2 separate regions of the Homo sapiens genome follow, and region 2 is linked to region 1. Evidence: read pairs that join two places in POLR2A ChIA-PET (ENCODE). Cell type or tissue: Panc1. All regions are shown on one strand. Links, peaks and the distances in the headings refer to the core of each region. The heading gives the core; the rest is flanking DNA. Region 1 has its middle 64 kb from the start of ZNF254. Region 2 holds the start of ZNF254 (zinc finger protein 254).

Region 1 (10,658 bases), core at 1,471-9,470:
CACCTTTAGCTCAGAGTAGTTTGATCGTCTGAAGCCTTCTTCTCTCAACTCATCAAAGTCATTCTCTGTCCAGCTTCGTTCCATTGCTGGTGAGGAGTTGTGTTCCTTTTGAGGAGGAGAGGTGCTCTGATTTTTAGAGTTTCCAGTTTTTCTGCTCTGATTTTTCCCCATCTTTGTGGTTTTGTCTACCTTTGGTCTTTGATGATGGTGAGGTACAGATGGGTTTTTGGTGTGGATGTCCTTTCTGTTTGTTAGTTTTCCTTCTAACAGTCAGGACCCTCAGCTGCAGGTCCATTGGAGTTTGCTGGAGGTCCACTCCAGACCCTGTTTGCCTGGGTATCAGCAGCGGTGGCTGCAGAGCAGCGGATATTGGTGAACTGCAAATGCTGCTGCCTGATCAATCCTCTGGAAGTTTTGTCTCAGAGGAGTATCGGCTGTGTGAGGTGTCAATCCGCCCCTACTGGGGGGTGCCTCCCAGTAGGCTACTCGGGGGTCAGGGACCCACTTGAGGAGGCAGTCTGCCCGTTCTCAGATCTCAAGCTGCCTGCTGGGAGAACCACTACTGTCTTCAAAGCTGTCAGACAGGGACAATTAAGTCTGCAGAGGTTACTGCTGTCTTTTGTTTGTCTGTGCCCTGCCCCCAGAGGTGGAGCCTACAGAGGCAGGCAGGCCTCCTTGAGCTGTGGTGGGCTCCACCCAGTTTGAGCTTCCTGGCTGCTTTGTTTACCTACTCACGCCTCGGCAATGGCAGGCTCCTCTCCCCCAGCCTCGCAGCCACCTTGCAGTTTGATCTCAGACTGCTGTGCTAGCAATGAGTGAGATTCCGTGGGCGTAGGACCCTCTGAGCCATGTGTGGGATATAATCTCCTGGTGTGCCGTTTGTTAAGACCATTGGAAAAGCACAATATTAGGGTGGGAGTGACCCGATTTTCCAGGTGCCATCTGTCATCCCTTTCTTTGACTAGGAAAGGGAATTCCCTGACCCCTTGCACTTCCCAGGTGAGGCGATGACTTGCCCTGCTTCAGCTCACGCACGGTGCACCGCACCCACTGTCCTGCACCTACTGTCCGGCACTCCCCAGTGAGATGAACCCGGTACCTCAGTTAGAAATGCAGAAATCACCCGTCTTCTGTGTCACTCACACTGGGAGCTGTAGACTGGAGCTGTTCCTATTTGACCATCTTGGCTCCGGGACCTTTTTTTTTTTACAATACAGTATCAGGGTATTATGCTTTGGTTTATTCTCACAGGAGATATTTACAAACAGAAACAAATCTCTTTAAATGTGCTATACAATGCTTTGTCAAAAAAGGATTAATTAAAATATGGTATCAAAAATGTACACTAAAGGACAAATAGTTAATAATGTGAATTAGGGAGAGGAAGTTGACATTTGGAATTTTCAGAAGAAGCTGTTAATTGAGTATATTATTGCAAGCCAGAGTTAGGCTGGAGGAATGGGGAGAAAGGGGTAGACTTGAGAAGCTGCTTGGGACACCTGTGGAAAATGCAGGAAAATATCAGTCCCCTGTGGAGTCTGAAAATATTTAAGTGGCAGGCAATTCCACTGAGGTAGCTCTAATCCTTGAATTCCTACTTTTAAAAAGTCTAACTGAAATCCTTTTTTTGGTAAATTACTACCTCAAGGGAAAAAAAAATTTAGGCTTAACCAACTGCAAACTGTCAATTAAGCTCTGACTACATAACCAGGAAATTTTTACACTCAAGGTAAAAAGTAAGAAACTATGTAACTGTAACTAACAGATTATTGAGTTTAAGTTTTTGCATCATGCACCTTAAAAAAAGTCTTTCTGGCTGGGTGTGGTGGCTTACTCCTGTAATCCCAGCACCTTGGGAGGCCAAGGTGGGTGGATCTCTTGAGGTCAGGAAAAAAAAAATCTTTCCTTCACGCTCCTCCCATTGACCACAAACTACAATATTTGAACAACACTTTCATTTAATTATTTAATATTTTTGCAGTGACTCCCATAAATTTTTCTTTTTACTCTTTGAGACGGAGTCTTGCTCTGTCACTCAGGCTGGAGTGCAGTGGCACGATCTTGGCTCACTGAAAACTTTGCCTCCCAGGTTCAAGCCATTCTCCTGCCTCAGCCTCCAGAGTAGCTGGGATTACAGGTGCCCACAACCACATCTGGCTAATTTTTTTATTTTTGGTAGAGACGGGCTTTTACCATGTTGGCCAGGGTGGTCTCAAACTCCTGGTCTCAAATGATCTGCCTGCTTTGGCCTCCCAAAGTGCTGGGATTACAGGCATAAGCCACTGCGCCTGGCAGACGCCAGTAATTTTTATTTTATTTTTTTCTGAGTCGGAGCCTTGTTCTGTCACCTAGGCTGGAGTGCAGTGGCAGGATCTTGGTTTGCTGCAACCTTCACCTTCTGGGTTAAAGTGATTCTCCTGCCTCAGTCTCCTGAGTAGCTGGGATTACAGGTGCCTGCCTCCACACCCTGGTAATTTTTTTGTATTTTTACTAGAGATGGTGTTTCACCATGTTAGCCAGGCTGGTCTGGAACCCCTGACCTCAAGTGATCCACCCTGATCACCTTGGCCTCCTGAAGTGCTAGGATTACAGGTGTGAGCCACCACGCCCGGCTCCCAAAATATTATTATTTTAATATGTAAGCAATATTTATTAATAAAGTATATATACTTAGAACTAAATTTTTGAAACCAACCCTGTATTTTACCTTTTTAGCACATTGCAGTTCAAAGCAGGAACATTTCAGGCACCTAGTAGCCACACATGGCCAATAGCTGCCACATTGAAGTACAGCTTCAATGTCAGTGGAGGTGAAGGGCTTGAACATCCCTTTTCTGCCACAGGGGAGGTCTCTACCTACCAACAACTTCTTCAGTTAAAAAGGTGAAACAGATAATGGCCATAGAAAGGGCAGAAGGTAGGAAGAGTAAAATAACCACAGGTGGACCACTGCTGGCCACCTGTTGTCCACCTTTCTTCCAGTGAACAAAAAATTCTCAGCCAAAGGAGAAGAAAACTCTGTGTTTTCAGATCTGTCCATAGTCTTGATGTCCAATGTTTAGATATGTAGAAAATAGGTTAAGGCAAACTTATTTTGCTATTTGGCCTTGGCCCTAATTGTCAGGCTGCGGTTATCTGTTTTCTCCTATGGTGTGGGTGACTATGTGAGTATAAGGACCAATTACATGCATACATGTCTGCATGTATTTTTTAATTACTCAACGTCATTTTGCAAGACATTCAACTTTAAATTAGGGGAAAAAATCAATACTTTTAGGGTGCACACTGTTAGAAGGTAACTAATAACCAATCTGTCATTGAATCCTGGCATCCTATCTGCACTGAGTGCATGTATTAGTTAGCTACCGCAGCATAACAAACCATCCAAAACTTTTTAGCTCATAATTGAGACGGTCAGCCATTTAGGCTGGGCTCAGTGGGACCATTCTTTTGGTCTCAGCTGAGCTCCTTCAGACATGTATCATCAGCTGCTTATTGACTAGGCAGCTGTGCTTCTGAAGGTGAGCATCTGCTTCTGGGGCTATCAACAGGGGCACCTTGCTTCTCTTCCTCATGTTATCTTATCCTCCATCTGGCTAACATGGGCGTTACTCATGGAGATGGCACATTCTGAAAGAAAAACAGGAGCATTTGAAATCTTTTGAGCCTAAGCCCCAAACTAGCCCACTGTCATAGTCACAGATTTCCATTGCCCTGAGCAAATAAGGCCAGCCAGATATATGGTTTGGAAACCAGATTCTGTACTTCAATGGGAAGAGCTGTAAAAGCATTGGCAAATGAATATAAAAGAGATAAAAAGCACCAGGTGCGGTGGCCAGGCCTATAATCCCAGTATTTTGGGAGACTGGGGCAGGGGGACAGATTACCTGAGGTCAGGAGTTCGAGAGCAGCCTAACCAACATAGAGAAATCCCGTCTCTACTAAAAATACAAACTTAGCTGGGCATGGTGGTGCATGCCTGTAATCCCAGCTACTCAGGAAGCTCAGGCAGGAGAATCACTTGAACCTTGGAGGCAGAGGTTGCAGTGAGCCAAGATTGCACCATTGCACTCCAGCCTGGGCAAAAAGAGCAAGACTCCATCTCAAAAAAATAAAATAAAATAAAATAAAAAATTGCAGCCAGACACGGTGGCTCACACCTGCAATCCCAGCACTTTGGGAGGCCGAGGTGGGTGGATTACTAGAGGTTAGGAGTTCAAGATCAGCCTGACCAACATGGTAAAACCCCGTCTCTGCTAAAAATGCAAAAATTGGCTGGGTGTGGTGGTAGCTGCCTGTAATCCCAGCTACTCAGGAGGCTGAGGCAGGAGAATCACTTGAACCCAGAAGGTAGAGGTTGCAGTGAGCCAAGATCATGCCTCTGCACTCCAGCCTGGGCAACAAGAGTGAAACTAAGTCTCAAAATAAAAAATTGCTGCAATTTTTGAAATCACTTTCATTCTGCCTTTTGCCTATGTGGTTTATACAACTATTTCACCTCAAGAAACTTGTTCAGCCAGGCGCAGGGGCTCACGCCTGTAATCCCAGCACTTTGGGAGGCTGAGGTGGGCAGATCACAAGGTCAGAAGACCCAGACCAGCCTGGCCAATATAGTGAAACCCCGTCTCTACTAAAAATACAGCAAAATTAGCCAGGCATGGTGGCCCATGCCTGTAATCCCAGCTACTCGAGAGGCTGAGGCAGGAGAATTGCCTGAACCCAGGAGGCAGAGGTTGCAGTAAGCTGAGTTCACGCCACTGCACTCCAGCCTGGATGACAGAGCGAGACTCTGGATTTAAAAATAAAACAAAACAACAACAACAAAAAACAGCCGGGTGTGGTGGCTCATGAGGTGGGTGAATCATGAGGTCAAGAGATCGAGACCATCCAGGCCAACATGGTGAAATGCCATCTCTACTAAAAATACAAAAATTAGCTGGGCATGGTGGCATGTGCCTGTAGTCCCAGCTACTCAGGAGGCTGAGGCAGGAGAATTGCTTGAACCTGGAAGACAGATGTTGCAGTGACCTGATATCACACCACTGCACTCTGGCCCGAGTGACAGAGCAAGACTCTGTCACCAAAAAAAAAAAAAAAAAAAAATTGACCGGGCACAGTGGCTCATGCCTGTAATCCTAGCACTTTGGGAGACCAAGGCAGGCAGAATGTCAGAGCTCAGGAGTTCAAGACAACCTTGGGCAACACAGGGAAACCCTGTCCCTACTAAAATAGAAAAAATTAGCTGGGCATGGTGGTGCATGCCTGTAGTCTCAGCTACTAGGGAGGCTGAGGCAGGAGACTTGCTTGATCCCAGGAGACGGAGGCTTGAACCCAGGAGGCAGAGGTTCAGTGAGCCGAGATCACACCACTGTACTCCAGCCTGGGAGACAGAGTGAGACTCTGCCTCAAAAAAAAAAAAAAAAAAATGCAGAAACATTTTGAAAGGACAAAATAATTTGGGAAAATAGGTGAGGGATGAGTTTAGAAAATTAAAACCCAAAAACACATTATTCATTTTAACGATAGAAAAAATTTGAGGAAATTTTTTTTTTTTTTAAATAAAGTCTCACTCTGTAGCCCAGGCTGAAGTGCAGTGGTGCAATCTTGGCCCACTGCAACCTCCACCTCCCGGGTTCAAGCGATTCTTCTGCCTCAGCCTCCAGAATAGCTGGGATTACAGGTGCACGCCACCACGTCCTGCTAATTTTTGTATTTTTAGTAGAGACAGGGTTTCACCATATTGGCCAGGCCAGTCTTGAACTCCTGACCTCATCATCCACCCGCCTCGTCCTCACATAGTGCTGGGATTACAGGCATGAGCCACCATGCCCGGCCTGGAAAAATTTTTAAATAAAAAAAAAACTTTAGAGAAATTAAATTCAACAGAGTTTAACTGAACAAAGAGTGATTTGCAAATAGAGTAGCATGTGAATCCAGAGTAGGCTCAGAGAGATTTCAGCATAGCCACGTGGTGGACAAAGACTTATGGACAGACAAAGCAAAGTGACATACAGAAAATGGAAGTGAGGTACAGAAACAGCCAAATTCATTACAACTTGAGGTTTGCCTTATTTGAACATGGTTTGAACAGTTGACATCCTTTTATTGACCAAACCACAGTGGTTGGTACAAGAATGGGTACAGTCTATTTACATATCCAGTTAGGTTTCAGTTCATTGTGTAAAATAAACGAACAAACAAACAAAAACTATTGACTAAAATTAAACGGGAAAAGGGGCAGCTTTAGGGTATAATTAATTTAACAATTTCTCCCTAGGGTCATAGACCAAAACTTTTTTTTTTTTTTTTTTGAGACAGAGTTTTGCTCTGTCACCAGGCTGGAGTGCAGCGGCGCTATCTCAGCTCACTGCAACCTCCACCTCACAGGTTCAAGCAATTCTCCTGCCTCAGACACCCAAGTAGCTGGGACTATACAGGTGTGCCCAGCTAATTTTTGTATTTTTAGTAGAGATGGGGTTTCACCGTGCTGCCCAGGCTGGTCTCAAACTCCTGACCTCAAGTGATCTGCTTCCTTCGGCCTCCCAATGTAGTGGGATTACAGGCATGAGCCACCACACCCGGCTGAGATAGACCAAAATTTAGACATTGATATCACTGTGTCATCATAAAAAATGAACTTATTTAGTCTCAGATCTCACTGTGAAATATCAGAACTGTGGGTTTTATAAAGTGGAAACAAGAACTTCAGGTTATTATTTTATTATTATTATTTTTAAAGGATTAGACTACAGGGGATCTCTTTGTGTTGAAATCTGCTATTTATAGAAGAAAACAAAAACTTGTTTGTATTTTCTCGTGTTTTTTTGAGATGGAGTTCCTCACTCTTGTTGCCCAGGCTGGAGTTTAGTGGCGTGATCTCCTCTCACTGCAACCTCTGCCTCCCAGGTTAAAGCAATTCTCCTGCCTCAGCCTCAGGAGTAGCTGGGATTAGAGGCATGTGTCACCATGCCCAACTAATTCTGTATTTTGTTTTTTCTTTTTTTCTTTCTTTTTTTTTTTTTTTTGAGACAAAGTTTCACTCTTGTTGCCCAGGTTGGAGTGCAATGGCATGATCTCGGCCCACTGCAACCTCCACCTCCCAGGTTCAAGTGATTCTCCTGCCTCAGCCTCCCGAGTAGCTGGGATTACAGGCGCTCGCCACCACGCCCAGCTAATTTTTGTATTTTCAGTAGAGATGGAGTTTCTCCAAGTTGGTCAGGCTGGTCTCAAACTCCCAACCTCAGGTGATCCACCCACCTCAGCCTCCCAAAGTGCTGGGATTACAGGCGTGAGCCACTGCACCCGGCCTTAATTCTGTATTTTTAGTAGAGACAGGGATTTCTCCATGTTGGTCAGACTGGTCTCAGACTCCTGACCTCAGGTGATCCGCTCGCCTCGGCCTCCCAAAGAAAAACTGGTCTGTTTTAAGATCTACCTATTTTCTTAAATTTTAGGTTTGATAAGCTCACTTTTAGCATGAGTGACTCATTTTGTTTTGTTTTGGTCTGTTTGAGATGAGTGCACATGCTCAGTCCACATGATGGCCATAAATAATTTTGTTTAAAAAATTCACCCCAGGCCGGGCGCAGTGGCTCAGGTCTGTAATCACAGCACTTTGGGAGGCCGAGGCTGGCAGATCAAAAGCTCAGGAGATCAAGACCAGCCTGGCCAATATGGTGAAACCCCGTCTCTAGTAAAAATATGAAAATTAGCCAGGCATGGTGGCACGCACCTGTAGTCCCAGCTACTCGGGAGGCTGAGGCAGAAGACTCTCTTGAACCTGGGAGGCGGAGGTTGCAGTGAGCCCAGATCATGCCACTGCACTCCAGTCTGGGCAATGCAGCGAGACTCCATCTCAAAAAAAAAAAAGAAAGAAAAAAAAATCACCCCATTTGTTTAAGTTCTTACATAGGTCATGGTGTGACCAAAACTCAGGGCCTTAGTGCCACTCTGTTTCCATTATTTTTTTTATTTTTTATTTTTTTATAGGTGGAATCTTGCTTTGTTGTCCAGGCTGGAGTGCAGTGGCACTATCTCAGCTCACTGCTACCTCCGCCTCCCGGGTTCAAGCAATTCTCCTGCTTCAGCCTTCCGAGTAGCTGGGACTACAGGCCCGTGCCACCATGCGTGGCTAATTTTTTGTATTTTTAGTACAGACAGGTTCTCGCCGTGTTACCCAGGATGGTCTCCATCTCCTGACCTCATGATCCACCCACCTTGGCCTCCCAAAGTGCTGGGATTACAGGCCTGAGCCACCGCGCCAGGCCAATTTTTGTATTTTCAGTAGAGATGGGGTTTCACTATGTTGGCCAGGCTTGTCTCAAACTCCTGACCTCATGATCCACCCACCTCAGTTTCCCAAAGTGCTGAGGTTACAGGCGTTAGCCACCGCGCCTGGCCTATTTTGGGTTTTTGTCCTTATCATGTCATTCATAGGTTATGGTGTCTTCATAGTCACATACGTCTTTGAGTTTCTGTCATTCTGTTTTACAAGAGACCATTTGACATTCTAGAAATGACTGCATGCAAACATTTATAACTTTTGAGAGAATACAGTGAAGTAGGGAGATATTACTATTTTAACTATCAGGAAGATGATACCAAGAGTTCGAAACATGCTTTTTAGCCAGGGTCCCCATGAACAACCAACTAAAATTAAATAGGTCAAATAGTTAGCTAGATAAGTGGTCTACTCATTTCAACCAAGCACACTGTTCATTAATCCTCTACAACTGCATCTCTGTGGATGCAGAGTAGGCTCAGGGAGCCTAATGGATGTATTTCTCCAGGTGCAACTATCAGTGTTAGCAAGTTCACAGGTACTTCTCTGTTCATCCAATAAGTAATTAAAAGAAATAATATTATTTAGCACAACTTCAGCAAGTACATTTAAAATCTATTGTGTAATCATAGCCTTTACAGTATAATCTTCTATAGGGCCCTATTAGGGGGGATGCATTTCTAACCATTGCCTCATTTACTCTACGCCATGGAAAGAAAGACCTAACAAATGATGGCCATTCAGAAAAGTAAGGGCATCCTGGCAATGCTGCTTAACTTATTGTGAAAAAGTTGTCCTTAACTTATGAAGTAAGTTAAGAGCAGTGGACCAATATTCTGTTTCTGATATTGTGAGGGAACAAATATCCCTTAAAAATTTCTCACCCACACTGGCCCTTCATCTTTTATCTATCAAGGTGTAAGTTTTTTCACACATAATGTTGGCTACAAAATTCTCTACATTTGAGTATACCCCATAAGTGCACACAAGAGACCCCTTTCTTTATTTCTATTGTTTGTAGAGCCATAAAAAACTGTGAAATAAGTGTGTCATGATAGCAGAGAAGTATGATCTTGTTCTGAGTGAGTGTGTCTCACCATGAAACAAGCAAAAAAAATACTGCTGTTATTTTGAGACAGTGAGTTAGCATTTTGTCCAAATATGTACTATGTAATTTTTTATTGATATGTAACATGCATAGAGAAATACATGCACAAATTCTTCATTCAAGTAAAGCTCAGTGAATTATGAAGAATACACTTGTGTAATCAGATAATAAAACTAGGCTGGACGCAGTGGCTCATGTCTGTAATTCAGTACATTGGGAAGCCAATGCGGGAGGATTGCTTGAGCTCAGGAGTTCAAGACCAGCCTACCCAACATGGCAAGGCTCTGTCTCTATTTTGAAAAAATACCAAAAAAAAAAAAAAAAAAGATCCAGGCAGGCTGGTTGCATGCCTGTTGTCCCAGCTACTGGGGAGGCTGAGGTGGGAGGATCACTTAAGACTAAAAGTTTGAAGCTGCAGTAACCCAGCATTCAGCCACTGGACTCCAGCTTGGGTGACAGAGTGAGACCTGTATGTGTAAACACACACACACACACACACACACACACACACACACGTGCACATGGTGGGGGATGTGAAAAAGAGAAAGTGTGGCTCCTGCAATTCAGTGAGACCTGGTTCTCCATCTTGGGAACTGCCCATCCACACTGAAACCACAACCTAGCACATGCCAATTAGCACACTAAACCTGCTGAGATACCACCGTTTACCCTTAAAAAAAATTGAAGTATTTCACCTAAAAGAAGGGAAAAAGAAAATGATTTCACATCTAAAGCCTTTGTTTCCTTTATAAAACAACTGCCCCTTGTCATTCGAGTTGTCCAGAGGTGTCTGACAACACTAACACACTTATGGAATCAGCCAGGAAAAATGGGCCTCTCAGGTGACAAACAGGCACAATGGTAACTAAAGGCAATCCATTCTCATCTCTACATGATGCCCCCAACTCATGAAGTGGTGTTAACTGTGTGAACCATACTCATCAGAGGAAAGTATGTTCAGGGCAACACAATCATGAGGCTGCAAATCAAACTGGGGGCGGGAAGCACGTAGGAGGTTTCCATGGCCAAGACACTGGTGGCTATCCTTGGGTGTCATTTAAAAATTTCAGGTGAAAAATCCTTTTCTTCCAGTTGGCTCAGGAAAACTAACAGACATTACTATTGGAATTCATTTTACTTTTTAGAATTTCTAAGACATAAATCATGCTTCAAACACTCCAAAAGACATTCAGCTATACCTGAGGCTGAGGACCTGCCTCCTCCTCCATGTTAGGGCCCTGACAGCAGGCAAAGAGAAGGAGCACAGGG
Region 2 (9,304 bases), core at 1,305-9,304, 63 kb after region 1:
ATACCCTGGTGAAGACTGGCAAATAGACTATACTCAGATGCCCCCGTGTAAAGGGTTTAAATATTGATTAGTATTCATTGACACCTTTACCGTTTGGATTGAGGCTTTTCCTACCAAGTCTGAAAAGGCAATCAAGGTTTCTAAACTACTAAAAGAAATAATTCCGATGGGTACAGTATCTCACGCCTGTAATCCCTGCACATTGGGAGGCCAAGGCAGGTGGATCACCTGAGGTCAGGAGTTCGAGACCAGCCTGGCTAACATGGCGAAACCCCGTCTCTACTAAAAATACAAAAATTAGCTGGGTGTGGTGGTGTGCACCTGTAGTCCTAGCTACTCTGGAGGATGAGGCATGAGAATCACTTGAACCTTGGAGGCAGAGGTTGCAGTGAACCAAGATTGTGCCATTGCACTCCAGCCTGGGCAACAAGAGTGAAACTCTGCCTCAAAAGAAAAAAAAAAAAAGATAATATCGAGTCTCGCAAAATATAGTAATTAAGAAGATTCTTTATCACAAACCCTTGTGGCAGAGCACATCTCCTCATAGGTAAAAACATTGTAACTATGGTAAATGTGTTCCTCAATAGTAAATTAATTATTAAACTTATTCAAAATTATTTTATTTAATTTTTCAGAACAATGCTTATGTTTTGTATAGCTAATTGCTGTAATTCTTTAACAAAAACTGGGCCAGACACAGTGGGTCATGCCTGTAATCCCAGCACTTTGGGAGGCCGAGGCGGGCGGATCACGAGGTCAGGAGATCGAGACCGTCCTGGCTAACACGGTGCAACCCCATCTATACTAAAAAAAAAAAAAAAAAATTAGCCAGGCGTGGTGGCGGGTGCCTGTAGTCCCAGCTACTTGGGAGGCTGAGGCAGAAGAATCTCTTGAACCTGGGAGGCGGAGGTTGCAGTGAGCCCAGATCGCGCCAATGCACTCCAGTCTGGGCAACAGAGTGAGATTCCATCTCAAAAAAACAAAAAAAAAAAACCCAAAAAACTATTTGATTGATGTCTCATTACAAAATGTATAAAAGCAAGCTTTGCCCCGACCACCTTGGGCACATGTTCTCAGAACCTCCTGAGAGCTGTGTCACAGGCCATTGTCACTCATATATGGCTCAGAATCAATCTCTTCAATTTTTTTTTAAACCATCTGTGACAAACCCACAGCAAACATTAAACTGAACAGGAAAAAGTTGGAAACATTTTCTCTGAGAAATGGAACAAGACAATAGTGCCCATTTTCATCACTTCTATTCAACATAGTACTTGGAAGTCCCAGCCAGAGCAATTAGAGAAAAGAAATAAGTAGCGAGCCTCCAAGTTGGTAAAGAGGTAGTCAAATTGTCACTGTTCACTGATGTTACAATCATATAATTAGGAAACCCTAAATACTCATAAAAAAGCATCTAGATCTGATCAATTCAGTAAAGTTTTAGGATACAAAATTAATGTGCACATATTAGTGGCATTGGTATACACCAACAGTGACCAAACTGATATTTAAATCAAGAACTCAACCCCTTTTAAAGCAGCTGCAAAAAAATAATACTAATAATTAGGATTATCCCTAATGAAGGCCATGAAAGATCTCTACAAGAAAAACTGTAAAATATGTCTGAAAGGTATCATAGATGACACATACAAATAAAAACACATCCCATGCTTATAGATGGGTAGGGTTAGTATTGTAAAAATCATATTACCAAAAGCAAGCTACAAATTCAATACAATTCCTATGAAAATAACATCATAATTTCCTCACATAACTAAAAAACTCTAAAATTCATATGAAACAAAAAAGAACCTGCATAGACAAAGCAAGACTAAGCAAAACAAAAATAAACTCAAGATGGATCAAAAATGTTAAGACCTGAAACTATAAAAATTGTAGAAGGTAATACTGGAAAAACTCTTCTAGACATTGGCTTTGGCAAAGCGTAGATGACCAAGAACCCAAAAGCACATGCAACATGAAACAAAGACAGATGAGACTTAATTAATTCTCAAAAGAAGATATACAAATGGCCAACTAACGTAGATAAAAATGCTCAACATTACTAATGATTAATGATCAGGAAAATGCAAATCAAAACCACAATGTGATACCACCTTATTCCTGCAAAAATGACCATAATTAAAACATCAAAAATAATGCATGTTCGCATGGTTTTGGTGAAAAGGGAATACTTTTACATTGCTGGTGGGAATGTATACTAGTACAACACTATGGAAAACAGTATGGAGATTCATTAAAAAATTAAAAGTAGAACTACCGTTTGATTCAGCAATTCCACTACTGGGTATCTACATGGTGAAAAATAAGTCATTATATGAGTAAGATACTTGCACATGCATGTTTATAGCAGCACAATTTGCAATTGCAAAAGAATGGAAGCAGCCTAATTAATGCCCATCAACTAATGAGTGGAAAAGGAAAATGTGGCATATACCACATTTTCTTTATATATATATAATATATATAAATAATATATAATATATTTATAATAATATATATACACCAATGAATGCTACTCAATCATAACAAGGAATAAAATAATAGCACTTGCAGCAACCTCAATGGAGTTGAAGAACATTATTCTAAGTGAAGTAACTAAAAAATGAAAAAAACAAATATTGTATGTTCTCACTTATAAGTGGGAACTAAGCTATGAGAATGCAATGGCATAAGAATTATATAATGGACTGTGGGTACTCAGTGGCAAGGGTAGGAGAAGAGTGACGGATAAAAGACTACATATTGGGTACAGTGCACACTGCTTGGGAGATGGGTGCTCCTAAATATTAGAAATCACTACAAAAGAACTTATCCATGTATCCAAACATCTTCTGTACCTTAAAAACTTTGGAAATAATAATAATAATAATAAACAAAAAATAATCCCAAACCCCGTAAGTTTAACTTTCTATGCTTTGGCTGTTTTTGGTTTATTTTTTATTTTTTAGAAAGGGTCTCACTCTGTCACCCAGAATAGAGTGCAGTGGCTTAATCAGGGCTCATTGCAGCCTCGACCTCCTTGGTTCAGGCAATCCTCCTCCCTCCGCCTCCTGAACAGCTGGTACTAAAGGTACAGGCCACCATGCTCAGTTAACTTTTGTATTTTTTTAGATACATGTTTTTGCCATGTTGCCCAGGCTGATCTCAAATTCCTGGGCTTAAGCAGTCTTCATTTCTTGGCCTCCCAAAGTGCTGGGATTATAAACATGAGCCATCATGAGTGACCACAATCTTTTTTTTTTTTTTTTTTGAGACAGAGCCTCACTCTGTCACCCAGGCTGGAGTGCAGTGACCTGATCTTGGCTCACTTCAACCTCCTCCTGTCAGGTTCAAGCGATTCTCCTGCCTCAGCCTCTGAGTAGCTGGGACTACAGGCACGCGCCACCACGCCCAGCTAATTTTTGTATTTAATAGTGGAGATGGGGGTTTCACCATATTGGCCAGGCTGGTCTTGAACTCCTGACCTCGTGATCCACCCACCTCGGCCTCCCAAAGTGCTGGGACTACAGGCGTGAGCCACTGCACCCAGCCCAGAATTTTTTTTAACATGATATAGAAAAGCTAACTATATTTAGATCTGTTACTTAACAGAAAATTTGAATAAACGTCTTTTATTAAAAAACATAAAATTTTTTATCTACAAATATTGATACAAAACAGTTCAAAATTACTTCCTAGGGGTTTCACTAAAAATTAGTTTGTTAAGGGTATATATATATATATATAAAAACTAAGATTTCTAGGTGTAAAACAATTTTTTTATAGAGAGTGTATAAACAAAGGCCAGGCGCAGTGGGTCACGTCTGTAATCCCAACACCCAACACTTTGGGAGGCCAAGGCAGGTGGATCATTTCGAGCTTAGGAGTTTGAGACCAGCCTGAACAGCAAGGCAAATTCCAGTCCCTACTTAAAATACAGAAATAAACCGGGCATGATGGCTTACACCTGTAGTCCCAGCTACTCCAGAGGCTGAGGCTGGAGAATCGCTTGAACTTGGGAGGCGGAGGTTGCAGTGAGCCAAGATTGCGCCACTGCACTTCAGCCTGGGCGAAAGAGCAAGCCTCTCCTGGAAATAAAAAAACAGTGTATAAACAAAAGCAAAATATGCTTTTGATGAAGAAAGTTAGAAACATTTTGTCTACTTTGAAATTATTTAAAGGTTGTTTCAAATTGAAAATATAAAAATAATGTAGATTAAAATACAACATAAAAATTTAAAAAATGGCCAGGCACGATGGCTCACGCCTGTAATCCCAGTAATTTGGGAGGCTGAGGCGGGTGGATTACCTGAGGCCAAGAGTTCGTGACCAGCCTGGCAACATAGTGAAACCCCGTCTCTACTAAAAATGCAAAAAATTAGCCAGGTTTGGTGATGCACGCCTGTAATCCCAGCTACTCGGGAGGCTGAGGCAGGAGAATCGCTTGAACCCAGGAGGCAGAGGTTGCAGTTAGCCAAGATGGCGCCACTGTACTCCAGCTTGGGCGACAGAGCTAGACTTCGTCTAGACAAAAAATAAAAAATAAAAAAAAGTATAAGAGATCATAAAATATGTATAAAAATCTAGAATGGTCAAAAAGACAAATTTGATGGACTTTATTTTTGTTATTTTATTTTATTTTTTGAGACAAAGTCTCGCTCTGTCGCCCAGGCTAGGGTGCAGTGGCAGGATCTTGACTCACTGCAACCTCAGCCCCCCGGGTTCAAGGAATTCTGCTGCCTCAGCCACCCGAGAAGCTGGGGTTATAGGCGTGCGCCACCATGCCCAGCTAATTTTTTTTTCTTTTATTTTTTTGAGACGGAATTTTACTCTTGTTGTCCAGGCTGGAGTGTAATGACGCGATCCACGCTCACTGCAGCCTCCACCTCCCAGGTTCAAGCAGTTCTCCTGCCTCAGCCTCCCGAGAAGCTGGTATTACAGGCACGTGCCACTACGCCCAGCTAATTTTGTATTTTTAGTAGAGATGAGGTTTCACCATGATAGTCAGGCTGGTCTCCAACACATGACCTAATGTGATCCGCCCGCCTTGGCCATCGAAAGTGCTGGGATTACAGGCGTGAGCCACCGCGCCCAGCTGATGGATTTACTTATAACGGTTTATCAAATTAGCTTTAGTGCTGATAATACATTATTACTAAAGTAAAAGTTGATTTTCTCTTGAACAAAAATTATATGTATTATTAATATACATAAAATATGTTTGTTCACATTTTGAATACATTGAAAAAGAGAGAGAGCAAAAAAGATATAGAATTTTCCCATGCTCTGGGGTGGGCCTGGCTCAGCTCAGGGAGGAAGCCCTGCCCGATAAGGCTGCAGCTTAGGCTGTCACTCTTTCTTCAGCCTAGGGTGTGATCACATCTTCTATCACTCAGGGTCTGAGTAGGCGGGGCCTTAAACGTTATCCAACTAGGGACGTTGGGCTGGGAACTGTCCAATCAGGCACACAGCTGGACTGGACAAAGCGGCTTCCGGGATATGGCGGGGCCTTTGTCTCTCGCTGTCGCCGGAGTCCCAGGTCTGTCTTCACTGCTCTGTGTCCTCTGCTCCTAGAGGCCCAGCCTCTGTGGCGCTGTTACCAGCAGGTATTGGAGATCCACAGCTAAGATGCCAGGACCCCCTAGAAGCCTAGAAATGGTGAGAATGCCAGTCCGACATCCCGAGAGAGGGGAGGGGGCTGGTTGGAACTGGTGGGAAGCGGCTGTGGCGGGACTCAGGCCTCCCCCCAGTCAGCTCCACAATCTGCGCCCAGCTCGACCTCAGTCCCCTTCAGAAATAAGATGGCGGCTGCGCTGACAGCCAGACCCCCAGGAGTCCTGTTTCTTCCCTGCGCAGTGACTGTGCCCTGTCCTGGAGCCCTCTCTGGGCAGCTGTGGACCCGCAGCCCCGCGTCTCTCCCAGATTGTTCAGGGACCCGGGGAGGGTCGTCAGGGGAGAATCCTGACTCGGGTTGCGGGTTCATGAACGGGAAGAGCTTTGGTCTGTGGGGTTCCCAGGCCCTCTTTTTTCCCATTAAAAATTTATGGGCGTCACTGCAAAAATATTAAATACTTTAATAAAAGAATGATTCAAAAATTGTACCACACCCAGCTGTGGTTTGTACTTTTGTGGTCCATGGAAGGGGCCTGAAGAAAAGATTGTTACAAGGTTCATGATAAAGAAAACCAAATTCAATAATTGGCTAGGTACAGCAATCTAGGTTGTCGTTTTTTTTTTTTTTTTTTCTTTTTTTTGAGACAGAGTCTCACTTTTTTGCTCAGGCTGGAGTGCAGTGGTGTGATCTCGACTCACTGCAACCTCCGCCTCTTGGGTTCAAGCGATTCTCCTGCCTCAGCCTCCCTAGTAGCTGGGACTACAGGCGCCCGCCACCACAATTTTTTTATTTTTAGTAGAGACGGGGTTTTACCATGTTGGCCAGGCTGGTCTCCAACTCCTGACCTCAGGTGATCCACCCACCTTGGCCTCCGAAAGTGCTAGGATTACAGGCGTGAGCCACCGTGCCCAGCCTCGTTTCTTAATTTTTACATTTAAGGTGGGAATATCCTGGTTATGTAATCAGAGCTTAATTGTCAGCTTATTCTTGGTTAAGCAAGAATTTTGTTTCCGCTAATGTAGTAATTTACCAAAAAATGCTCTTGAGTTTAGATTTTTTTTTTAGAAGTAGAAATCCGGGGACTAGAGCCACCTCAATCTAATTGCCTGCCACTTAATTATTTTCACACTCCACAGGGGACTGCTTTTTTCCTGAAATTTTCACATGTATCCCAAGCAGGGCCTCAAGTCCACCCCTCATCCCCTATTCCTCCAGCCTAACTCTGGCTTGCAGGAAAATACTAAATTTCCCGTTTTGTCTGACATTCCCAAATGCCAATGTCCCCTCCCTAATTCACTTTATCATCTATTTGTCCTTTAGGGTAGATTTTGATACCTGTTTTAATTTTTATTTATTTATTTATTTTAATTTTTGAGACAGAGGCTTGCTCGGTCACCCCGGATGGAGTGCAGTGGTGCAGTGGTGTGATTTAGGCTCACTGCAACCTCTGCCTTATGGGATCAAATGATTCTCTTGTCTCAGTCGCCCAAGTAGCTGGAATTATAGGCGCCCGCCCCCACGCCTGGCTAATTTTTGTATTTTTAGTAGAGACCGGGCTTCACTATGTTGTCCAGGCTGGTTTCAAACTCCTAGCCTCAAGCGATCCGCCTGCATCAGCCTCCCCAAGAGCTGGTATTACAGACGTGAGCCATCTCGCCTGGCCAATTAATCTTTTTTTTTTTTTTTTTTTTTTTTTTTTTGAGACAGAGTTTCACTCTTGTTGCCCAGGCTGGAGTGCAATGGCACGATCTCGGCTCACCGCAACCTCCGCCTCCCAGGTTTAAGCGATTCTCCTGCCTCAGCCTCCCTAGTAACTGGGATTATAGGCATGTGCCACCATGCCTGGCTAATTTTGTGTTTTTAGTAAAGACAGGGTTTCTCCATGTTGGTCAGGCTGGTCTCAAACTCCCGACCTCGGGTGATACGCCCGCCTTGGCCTCCGAAAGTGCTGGGATTACAGGCGTGAGCCACTGCACCCGGCCAATTAATCATTTTTTGACAAAGCATTTGATGGCACATTTAAAAAGGTTTGTTTTCTTTTTGTAAATATTTCCTATGAGAAGAAAGCAAAGAATAATCTCCTGACACTGTATTGTAAAATATCTCTGCGTTTTTTTTTCTTCTATCTTCCCTAGTCACAGATATCTTATCAGAATGTTTTTGGGTCAAGTTTTCCTTTTGGAAACTATAGTGTGATGTGTCTTCAGTCACCATTCGGTTTTCTTGGACCTGGGTTTCAGTACTGTATTGGGATAAACGAAGATACCCACCATGGCTATGTCTGCTTAGAGTGTCTAGTAAATATCAGCTTCTGGGTCATATTCTCTCATAGGAAAATCTGAGGTATTGAGTGTAGCGTCCCAAGTGCGCAGGTGGATGCCCTGAGTCTAAAAGGCATTTCCTAGTGCACTTTTTTTTTTAAAGCTAATTTTATGAGACATTAATATTGTCTTCACCCAACCCAGCTTTCATTTCTTAAAGACACATTGCTGGTCAGTCAATCAGATACCAGTATTGAGGAGAAAACAAATAATTTCTGCCTCCTGGTTTCCTTTAGAGAACAGAAAAATAGTAAAAAATTTCTAGAAAACAAAACAAAACAAAACAAAAACGAGGGCCAGGCATGGTGGCTCATGCCTGTAATCCCTACACTTTGGGAGGCCAAGGAGGGTGGATCACGAAGTCAGGAGTTCGAGACCAGCTGGCCAACATGGTGAAACCCCATCTCTACTAAAAATACGAAAAAAAAAAAAAAAAAGCTGGGTGTAGTGGTACAGGCCTGTAATCGCAGCTACTCAGGAGGCTAAGGCAGGAGAATCAGTTGAACCTCAGAGGCGGAGGTTGCAGTGAGTGGATATCACGCCACTGCACTCCAGCCTGGGCGACAGAGTGAGACTCCATTTCAAAAACAAAAACAAACCGCAAAAAACTGACCCCAGTGAGATGGTGTAAGAACTTGCAGAGTAAAATGCGCCTGAGACACTCACTGGGGCATAGTTCAGAGTCTCCTGAGAGGGGGTTATTGAGCACTTTAGTGAGTAGGATGGGGTGGGACAGTCTCTCAAGTAATTGGATGGCCTGACTTGACACATGATTAAGACATATCTGTGTCTTGAAAAGGTTTTTTCACTTATTTTGACCTAAGGCTTGTTTTCGTTGTCTTGAGACAGTTTCCCTCTGTCACCCAGGCTGGAGCGCAGTGGTACCATCTCGGTCCACTGCAACCTCCAGATCTTGAGTTCAGGTGATTCTCATGCCTCAGCCTCCCAAGTAGCTGGGACTACAGGTGTGCACCACCACACTCAGCTAGTTTCTGTAGTTTTAGTAGAGACAGAGTTTCACCATGTTAGCTAGGCTGTTCTCAAACTTCTGGCCTCAAGTGACTCACCTGCCTGAGCCTTCCAAAGTGCTGAGATTACAGGCGTGAGCCATTGTGCCCAGCTCACCTCGGTTTTTTAACTGTGTATTGCATTTTATTAGTAGAGCTTGAAAGGTAAGAAAATATTTGCAAAGGGCATAAAAGAGGTGAGTTTCAAAAACATTAATATCTAATAATATATTTTATTTGTTGAACATTTTCATTTACCTTTTTCTTTCTCAGAGTGAGTTTAGGAAGTTTCTCGGACATGTTTTTTTTTATGGAGGAGTGATTTTTTTTTTTTTTTTTTTTTTTGAGACAGAGTCTCA

The links. ChIA-PET counts read pairs that join two places held together with the same protein. Peaks named below come from ENCODE experiments on the same cell type or tissue, not always from the same donor. Only the 100,000 strongest peaks of a DNase experiment are listed, where the experiment ranks them.
Region 2: POLR2A ChIA-PET joins it to region 1 with 11 read pairs; 23 of 35 experiments call an interaction of 5 or more read pairs at or near these places.

The regions. Positions count from the first base shown.
Region 1 is chr19:24,018,287-24,028,944 of GRCh38, forward strand. No RefSeq gene overlaps it. Among named protein-coding and RNA genes, the nearest start is that of ZNF254, 64 kb to the right of the region's middle. In Panc1, for the core only: no CTCF peak of the experiment used is centred there; no DNase peak of the experiment used is centred there.
Region 2 is chr19:24,081,677-24,090,980 of GRCh38, forward strand. It overlaps ZNF254 (zinc finger protein 254), which reads left to right and starts at 5,511. Exons shown (of 4, transcript NM_203282.4): 1 at 5,511-5,661. The coding sequence starts at 5,632. RefSeq lists enhancers at 5,557-5,636, 5,687-5,736, 5,797-5,886. In Panc1, for the core only: no CTCF peak of the experiment used is centred there; a DNase peak (open chromatin) is centred at 5,455; H3K4me3 peaks cover 1,919 bases; H3K27ac peaks cover 1,235 bases.